Regions from separate parts of the Homo sapiens genome. Here region 2 is linked to region 1. The links are chromatin contacts, found by Hi-C or POLR2A ChIA-PET in ENCODE. All regions are on one chromosome and are shown on one strand. Each heading gives the region's core, a stretch centred on a gene start or an enhancer-like site at or near the end of the contact. The rest is flanking DNA. Distances are from core to core; before and after follow the strand shown. Region 1 overlaps TCF4 (transcription factor 4). Region 2 holds the start of FECH (ferrochelatase).

The links. A loop is a pair of places that touch in the nucleus more often than their neighbours do. ChIA-PET counts read pairs that join two places held with the same protein, here RNA polymerase II (POLR2A).
Region 2: a loop to region 1 is called in a map with no recorded cell type, with 2.8 times the contacts of the local background. The contact joins the promoter of FECH here to the enhancer-like site in region 1. A Hi-C loop is called at or near these places in 1 of 37 single-sample maps with no recorded cell type. POLR2A ChIA-PET finds 5 or more read pairs at or near these places in 1 of 52 experiments (activated T-cell).

What each region holds. Positions count from the first base shown.
Region 1 is chr18:55,241,282-55,245,576 of GRCh38, forward strand. All of the region lies in intron 15 of TCF4 (transcription factor 4), which reads right to left. Among named protein-coding and RNA genes, the nearest start is that of LINC01929, 120 kb to the left of the region's middle. RefSeq lists an enhancer at 1-58. Within about 2 kb of position 2,855, at least 6 of the 41 ENCODE cell types and tissues checked have a DNase peak (open chromatin) inside an H3K27ac peak, as active enhancers do.
Region 2 is chr18:57,585,263-57,589,197 of GRCh38, forward strand. It overlaps FECH (ferrochelatase), which reads right to left and starts at 1,440. Exons shown (of 11, transcript NM_000140.5): 1 at 1,292-1,440. The coding sequence starts at 1,358. RefSeq lists silencers at 1,132-1,181, 1,192-1,251, 1,262-1,621.

The DNA of each region.
Region 1 (4,295 bases), core at 1,605-4,104:
CGACATCATTTTCCTATACAGTGGAAACCATAACTGGAGAGAGCTCACCTAGCGGGGACACTGGCAGATTAACAGAGCCCATTCCTCTATCTCTTCCTTGCTCCACATAGCAGGCTAGTAAGTAGATGGTATGGAACTAAAGTTAATCCATCCTAGTGAACCAAACATATCTAGCACAGAGAATATGGTGAAGTCTAGCAATTATGTGTAAACAGCTTTTGTTTAAAGGAAAAGACAACTGGACACTTGATTTACACTTGGAATTCTGAATGCCTGAAGTGCAAGCATACCTGTGAGAGTGCACAGTCATGCTGCTGACCTCCACACAGTTTTTAGCCAGTCCAGGTGGCCCATCCCTAAGGATCCCTAGGGATTTACCATTACCCATTGGCCTTTATTTCTTAAATGCTTTTCTTGTTATTCAAGTAACACATGCTTACTGTAATATATTTGAAAAGAGAGTAGAAGTATAAAGAAGCTCACCTAAACGAATGAACCATTTCTTCCCCATCACTTTCCAAATACTCATCTTTTAAATGCAATATTCTCTCTCCATCAGTTGATGCAATATTAAGGCTTCAGCCTGGCTCTTGCTTGCTGTATGGATCCAGTCTAAGAGGTCCACCTTGTGCTGATGCATCCTTCACCTAGACTCCCAGGACCAATGCAGTTCCCTCCTATTTTTAAATTCCTCACTATCAATGTTCAATTACCTACGCATGGCCTCTCATCTGCTGGGTTAACGCCCACATCACTAAGGCTTGAGCAAAGCCCTCCCTGCTCTGTCTGCTGGGCTAGTTTTTTCCTCCTAACTCACCAACTGCTTCTCTTTTATTAGCCTCACAGATCCCCTCACTCTCTGACCCTTCAGGGCTGAGTGGATCTCCAGAAATCTCCACTTTCTTGTCACCTCACGAGCTCACTATGCATTACAGACACCACCCTTAAAACACATTCAAGGTCATTGTTGAATGGTGCAGGGCATAAACTTCAATAAGTTTGTTTTGCTGCCATTCGTAAAGCCTATACTTGTCTCCATTTGTGGGCATCCCATCCCAAGGACAGGAACTGCACAGGTCACTGCACGGGAGTGTAATAGTACAATGTGCAGTTAGATGCTTAGCAAATGATGACACAAATGCTATGGATCTGTGAGACTATGTCTGAAATTTAATTGTTTGATATTGCCAAATATACATTTAGCATGTTTCTATCAAATAAACATTTCACTTAATTTGACAAGCGCCTTATGAAAGTGTACTATATGCAAGGCACTACATGGGCATTTGCAAGGAAAAATAAACACGTCTATGACTTTGCAGGCACTGATTTTTTTTTTTTTTTTTAAGATGGAGTGTTGCTTTGTTGCCCAGAAAGGAGTGCAGTGGCATGATCTTGGCTCACTGCAACCTCCGCCTCCCGGGTTCAAGCGATTCTCCTGCCTCAGCCTCCCCAGTAGCTGGGATTACAGGCGTGCACCTTTACGCCCAGCTAATTTTTGTATTTTTAGTAGAGACGGGGTTTCACCATGTTGGCTAGGCTGGTCTCGAACTCCTGAACTTGTGATCCTCCCGCCTTGGCTTCCCAAAGTGCTGGGATTACAGGCCTGAACCACCGCGCCTAGCCCAGGCACTGATATTTTAATGATGGGATAATATTACTATACAAGGCAAAATACGATGAATGTCATAAAGGAGTACAAGGTCATGTAGGGTTTTAAAAAATGATGAAGTCATACCCGTTTAGGAAACCAGGGACTACTTTAAGAAGAACATGACATTTTAGGCAGGTTTTGAGTGATGGGTCGAATTTTGATATAGATTATCCAAATATATTTTTAAAGAGCTGACGCTTAACACAACTAAATAATATCCCAAATTTAAGTGAAAATTTCATTTTATATCAATAAGTGGCATGATTTAGATACTGTGTATGTGTGAAGAAGCAAGCAGCTAAGGACTGTGTGTTAACATGTGTTTTCATATTGTCAGACTACATATTTCTGACAAAAAGCAGATTTTTGTAAAGCCCTTTGTAAAGCTCAATGGCTTTGCTACAAAGTGAACAACACAGGGCATTTTGGACACAAATGGTACCTCACTGTATGTGTGTATTATTGGCCCAAATGATTCACTCTTATTTAATTGCCATGAAGTCTTTCATCTCGCAGCTATACAGTAATAGTTTCCATATGACCAGTGGCTCTGCTATAAATAAGATCAAAAGCAGAAGAAAGGATTTAATAAAAGAAAATGACATTAAGAGTAGCATTAAATCAGGGGAAAAATACCTATATCCAACTCGTTTTTTGTTTGTTTGTTTGTTTGTTTTTTGAGAATAAAGCACCCAGAGTACTAGGCAGTTTCCCCAATATCTCATGAAAGGTCTTTTTGCAAGCAGTAGGTATCTGCAGAACCCATTGTGTGCACCTTAGAGTGGCAATGATTAAGTTGTGAGGGTACGTGTGAGGGGTAGAGGGCAGAGTGTCCCATTTAGAGTCAGGTTGGAGAACAGGTAATAGACCAAACGGCAAATTTCACATGGTAAAGAGTACAACTGCAATGTGTCAATGGCAAACGTTCACCCATTTCTCTGTCCTTTTCTGTTCTATTTAATGGAGAAAGACTTTTTGGTAATTCAGAGTTTCTCAGAGAATCATAACATTGCTCAATGCTAGTACATGAGTTCTGAGAAAGGAAGTTTTTTTTGGCAAAGCACAGTGACTTGATATGAAAAGCCAACTTCCCAAACAAATTTTCTTCTAGTTCTTAAAAAAAAAGTACAATGTTAATCTCTATTCCCGACTGGATAAACAGCTGCTAATAACCTCCAGCTCCCAGGGGAGGAGGCTTACTTCCTTTCATCTTCAGACTGGTGGATACCTGACGTGCACTGGCCTTTAGTGGTTCCACATGTTTTTTGCTTTGCTTTTTTTCCAGACTGCTTCGGTACGGGTCTTGCCAAGTCGGGTCTCTTTTCCCCCTTTCCCTTAGATTGCATCCAAAACCTTGGAAGATATAGTCAGTTATGGTACTGCTTATTTGAAATAGTAGTTCTTTTACTGTTGGTGTGTTTAAAGAGGAAATTCAAACACCCAAAGGAGACTAGAGCGCCTTGGGCTCTTGTATCTTGAAGCCCTGTGAGAAAAATGACCATTTTAGTTCCTTTCATACTGAGCTAATTATTCACTTGAGGGCTGGCTATGTTCAAAAATACTCAATTTCTAGTAGTATTGCTAGTGCACTTACTTATTAATACTTATAGCCGTGTCCTAAATAAAGGAGCAAACTTCAACACTTTTTCTTCTAATAGGAAGTGCCCTGCAGAAGATTCCAGAGCCAGTCGGCCTCTGAAGTCTTTCTCACTTGCTCTTAAGCACCTGCTTTAATGGTGACCTCAGTTCTATATCTCAAGGTTTAGACATTTTGCAAAACAGCTTTTTAAACAAATACCAGCTGTTTCCCATCTAGACTACAGGGGGAAAATTTTGGGCAGCTTACAGAAACATTACCCAGAGACTACCATTCTCCAATAACTTTCACACACTTTCAGCTCCAAAAGAGACCCGTCCGTGTGCAGAAGCCAGGGAGAAGGCAAATGTGAAATTAAAATGTGGAAACTCAATACCGTGGTTTTTGACAATGTGTCCAATTAACTGCTTTAAAATGAATGTGGCTATTGTATCAGGACAATGCTTCCCTAAAGATGTCATTTCACTAATATTGGACAGATCTTTTGGTTAAACTCAACTTTATAGTTCTAAGATGATTTATGGATATAGAGGAAGCTATAATTATGCACAACTGTGAATGTCAACCAAATAGGTAGAACCCTCGCATTACAGAAAATGTAATGCTACAGCTTTTTTTCAGTTCTCACTCCTAAAGCTGCTTTGCCTAAACCCTCTTCTTACTATGAACCCATTTTCAACTTCTGTTTTCTAAGCAATTAAGATACTTTTGATTTGAAAAATTTACAGCCATAATAAAAGTTAAAATAACACAACGGCCATGGAATGTGAAAAAATATAAAATGGCCAAGGCCTAATCTTGGCTTTTAAACAGTGCCAAGTTGCTCCAGTATTTTCTGTTTTGGTATGAATGACATAACTGAATTACTTCATGAGTTGCTACTTTAATTCCTAAGGGTGGAAAATTCCATGAGTTAACTTAATTTGGATGTAAAAAATATACATGAAAGCTCGCTCTTCCTGTGGACTCTCATGTGAAATATTCGAGCCAACTGCTGGAGCTGCCGTGCTGTGGAGGGGCTTTTCACCCAATGCAGCCCTGGCT
Region 2 (3,935 bases), core at 190-2,689, 2.3 Mb after region 1:
AATGATGAAGTATTATAACTATGCCTTCAAATCAAAGTCTGTAACACAAATAAGACTCCAAATCTACTTCTGCTAGCGTTTCTGAATCTTTCCACTTTTAACCTAGACTACAAATAATTTAAAGTTTCACATATTGTTCCACGACCTCAAATCTAGGACCTGTCAGACTTTATTTGCCACAGGAAAGGTCAGTGAAAGAAAAGATTAGTTCAATACTTCTTTCAGCCCCACGACTGGCACTGTGCTGCCTCTTCTTAAAAAACAATGCCCTTTGTCCCCCAGCGCCCTTAGTGAGCTAGCCTCATTGTACACTGGGTCCTTAGTATTTTCCTAACAAAGGCACGTCTAATGAGATATGGAGGTTCAGAGGGGATTCCCTCCACTCCAAGTAGGTGTCAGACTGACGAACGTCTTAGAAAAATATGTCCGGTCTGTGTCCAGTCACCGTTCGGATGCATTGAATAAGCATCTTATTCGTGGCAGCCTTCTGCATGAATGGCTAGACATCTTGAGGATGCCTGTGTACTACTGTGTGCCAGGCAAGGTGCTCATGTTCAAGGCAAGCCTTAAAAAAAAAATTAGGATTTCAATGTACATTTACCAAAGCTCTGGCGAGGTTAGGTGCCTTGTTCAAGGTGTCACAGTTGGAAATGCTGTCCCAGCCAGGTGTGTGAGATCCACAGTCCCATCAGCTCATCCTGTGGTCACAACCTATTCACGGTTTGCATCAGAAACGTGGGAGGCTGTTCCTGGGTCTTACAAGTTCCCCAGATATCTCTAGAAAACGCTAGCCCAGGCTGCCCCACGGGGGGTCCCGCTGCTAAGGAGAAGTGGGCACAGAGGGACCAAGGACCATGGGCTTTCCTCAGCAGGGAGGGAACTGCAGGGCAGATGTCCATGGTGGTGATGATGAAGATGCCTTCCTTACTATCCTCTATGGCAGGCCCATAACATACCTTCCCTCGCGTAATCTTCTCAACAGCCTGGTTATTGCAGGTGACAATAACCAAGGCTCTGGGAAATTCCAGCCACTGCTCCAAGCCACCCAGCCGACCGATGGGACTTGAACCTGCGCCTCCTGGATCCGGGCGCCCTCCCCGCGGCCTCCCGAGCCCTGAGTGCTGCCCTCAGCCCTCCCTTCTCCGCGACGCCCCTCGCCCGGTTGCTCGCAGCACCCCCAAGGCCGCTCCCCGAATCCCCCGGGCGCGAGGGCCCGGGCGCCAGCTGCCCGCTCTGCCCACGCCTTCTCAGGGATCCTGGCCCTGGCGGCCGCCGCGACAGACCCACTTACGCGGATCGCGGAGCAGGACGCCCGCGGCGCGCAGGGCCGCAGCCATGTTTGCGCCGAGTGAACGCATTGCCTGGGCAGCCTCGGCCCGAGTCCGGGCTCCTCCCGCGGCGGCGCGCCCAGGTGTCCGCCCAGCAGTGGCCGAGCCGGGTAGCGATCCCCACGCGCGTCCCCAGCCCCCTGACCTCGCGCCCTCCCGGCGCGCCCGCTCATTCGCTGCCGGGCCGGGGCGGGCGAGGCCAGGCAGAGACACGCCCCTCGCGGAGAGCCCGCCCCAGCTGGGCGCCGCTCCCTGCGTGAAAATGGGCCCGGGGGCTGAGCTAGAAGCCCGCTCCCCACCACCATCGCAGGTCACTGCAAAACCTGCTGGACTCCTAGTTGCGTGCCCTGTTTGCATCTGCCAAACTAGCGAAGTCAGGATCCTCAGCCATGACTCAGCAAATAACTTTTTTCGACGTTTCCATTACTATTATTTAGATATAAGGATGCTTTTGCCTCAGTTCTCCAGTTTGCCTGCCTAGTCACAACACAAGTGTGCAGATCCTGTTTTGTTTTGCTTTATTTTCAGAATAGAAAAAGGGATTATTCAGTTTCTCTGCACCCTCTCTGTGTAGCAGAATTTGACAGGTGAAACTCACTGAAGAGCATTAGGAAAAGTGAAGGCCAGCCTGGCAAGTGCATTTCTTGGAGGGACGGTATGATGAGGTTTGTCTGTATCATATCCGCGCACCTTCCCAGTTTAGCCGCCCGTCCCGCCCCCAAGGTCGCACACTGAGATCACTGGGAGGAACAGGCGCCCATTTCATTCCTACACCTCCGTCAGCCCACCCTGCCTATATATGTTCAGTGCATTGTGGAGTAGGAAACCAGCCCTTGGTACAGAAAGGTCTCAGGCATCGGTATTCATTGAACAAATATTGAGCACCTACTATGTGCACTGGGAAAACAGTAGTGAAAAGAGTAGACGGGGGCTTACATGGGGTTAGGGGAGACACAGAAAATAATCACAACATGTAATACTTTGAATGATGGAGCCCTTCCACGGCCTCCCCTCTTCTTTTTCCCTCTCAGGACAAAAGAAGAATGAAGCAAGGTAAAAGAGATGGGGTAGGGTGGGGGAAGGGACTAATGCAATTTGAAGCAGGTGGGTCAGAGTCTCACACATTCGAGCAAAGGCCTTATACACATTTGAGCAAAGGGGGCAAGCCATATGGAACATTCAGGGAAGATGGAGTCTAGATTCAGCTGAAACCCAGTTTTCTGTAGCTTAAATATGTGCTACTGATGGAATTAGTTTATTTCTTATTAAAGTTGGTCCTCCTGATGGTTATAAGCCCAATGCAAAATGTCAAATTAAATGGATAGCCTTTCATATTACCTACATGATCTTCATATCCAAGCGGATGTCCTGAGAAAAGCACAGTAAAACCTGCTCCAGGTATCAACCCACCTTCCTTATATGTGTGGCTATTCTCTACCCTCATAAAAAAATTATAGTCTTCTTAAGTTGCCCTGTAAAGAGGTGATCTTCATGGATAACATACTTCTCTACCTACAGTCTGAACCCATTTTTGTTGTTGTTGTTGTTATTTGTTTGTTTTGTATTTCCAGTAGATACAGAGTTTTGCCATGTTGGCCAGACTGGTCTCGAACTTCTGACCTCAAGTGGTCCACCCACCTCGGCCTCCCAAAGTGCTGGGATTACAGGCGTGAGTCACCATGCGCGGCCTGAGCCCATTTCTTCTAAAGAAACTAAATTGAAAGGCTGCACACCTCGCAATGCTGTGCTGGCAGACATGTAGACAAGGCCAGAGAATAAAATGGCCGGGGGGGTTAGACGTCTGAGCTATGAAGGCTCTTCTTGTCCCCTCTGGGAGGCCCTGGAGAAAGTCATCCCCTCCATCCAGGGTGCTGGGCCCTCCTGCTGGGTAGAGATAAGGGGGCTTCTGGTCCCTCCCAGGCAAACGCTGATGATTAGTGACAAGGCATAAAGGTGCCAAGTCTCACCAGTACAAAATCAATGGCTGGCGTGGGTTAAATTTCTGTCCAGAAATGATTATGGAACTAGCAAGACATACTTTATTAAATATTTTAATGAATCAGCATCATTTCATTTCTTTTATTCGCATCTTGCACTTTCATTTTTACTGACTTCTTTTTTTATTTTTTATTTTTTCATTAATTAATTAATTTTTTTTGTTTTTTTTTTTTTTAGAGGGAGTCTCACCCTGTTGCCCAGGCTGGAGTGCAATGGCACGATCTCGGCTCACTGCAACCTCCGCCTACTGGGTTCAAGTGATTCTCCTGCCTCAGTCTCCCGAGTAGCTGGGATTACAGGTGCTTTACTGACTTTTAAAAACTCATTCAAAATTCCTCATGTATAAAACCTCCTGGTGCACATATTAAGAACTCATGGGTTATAACTGAAAACAGAACTTCATTCTTTTTCCCCAACAGAGAGTACCATAACAATTGTTATTCCTAATCTATGGCTTATTTCTTACAAACATTGAATATAACAGCTTTCCAATGAGTAAATTTTTATGTTCTTATGCAGTGAAAGCAGATAAAATGTGCTTTATGTTGGTCCTTTTCAAAACTGGTAGAAAACACAGTCCTTAATCCAGAAATTGTGAACTCTAAATAC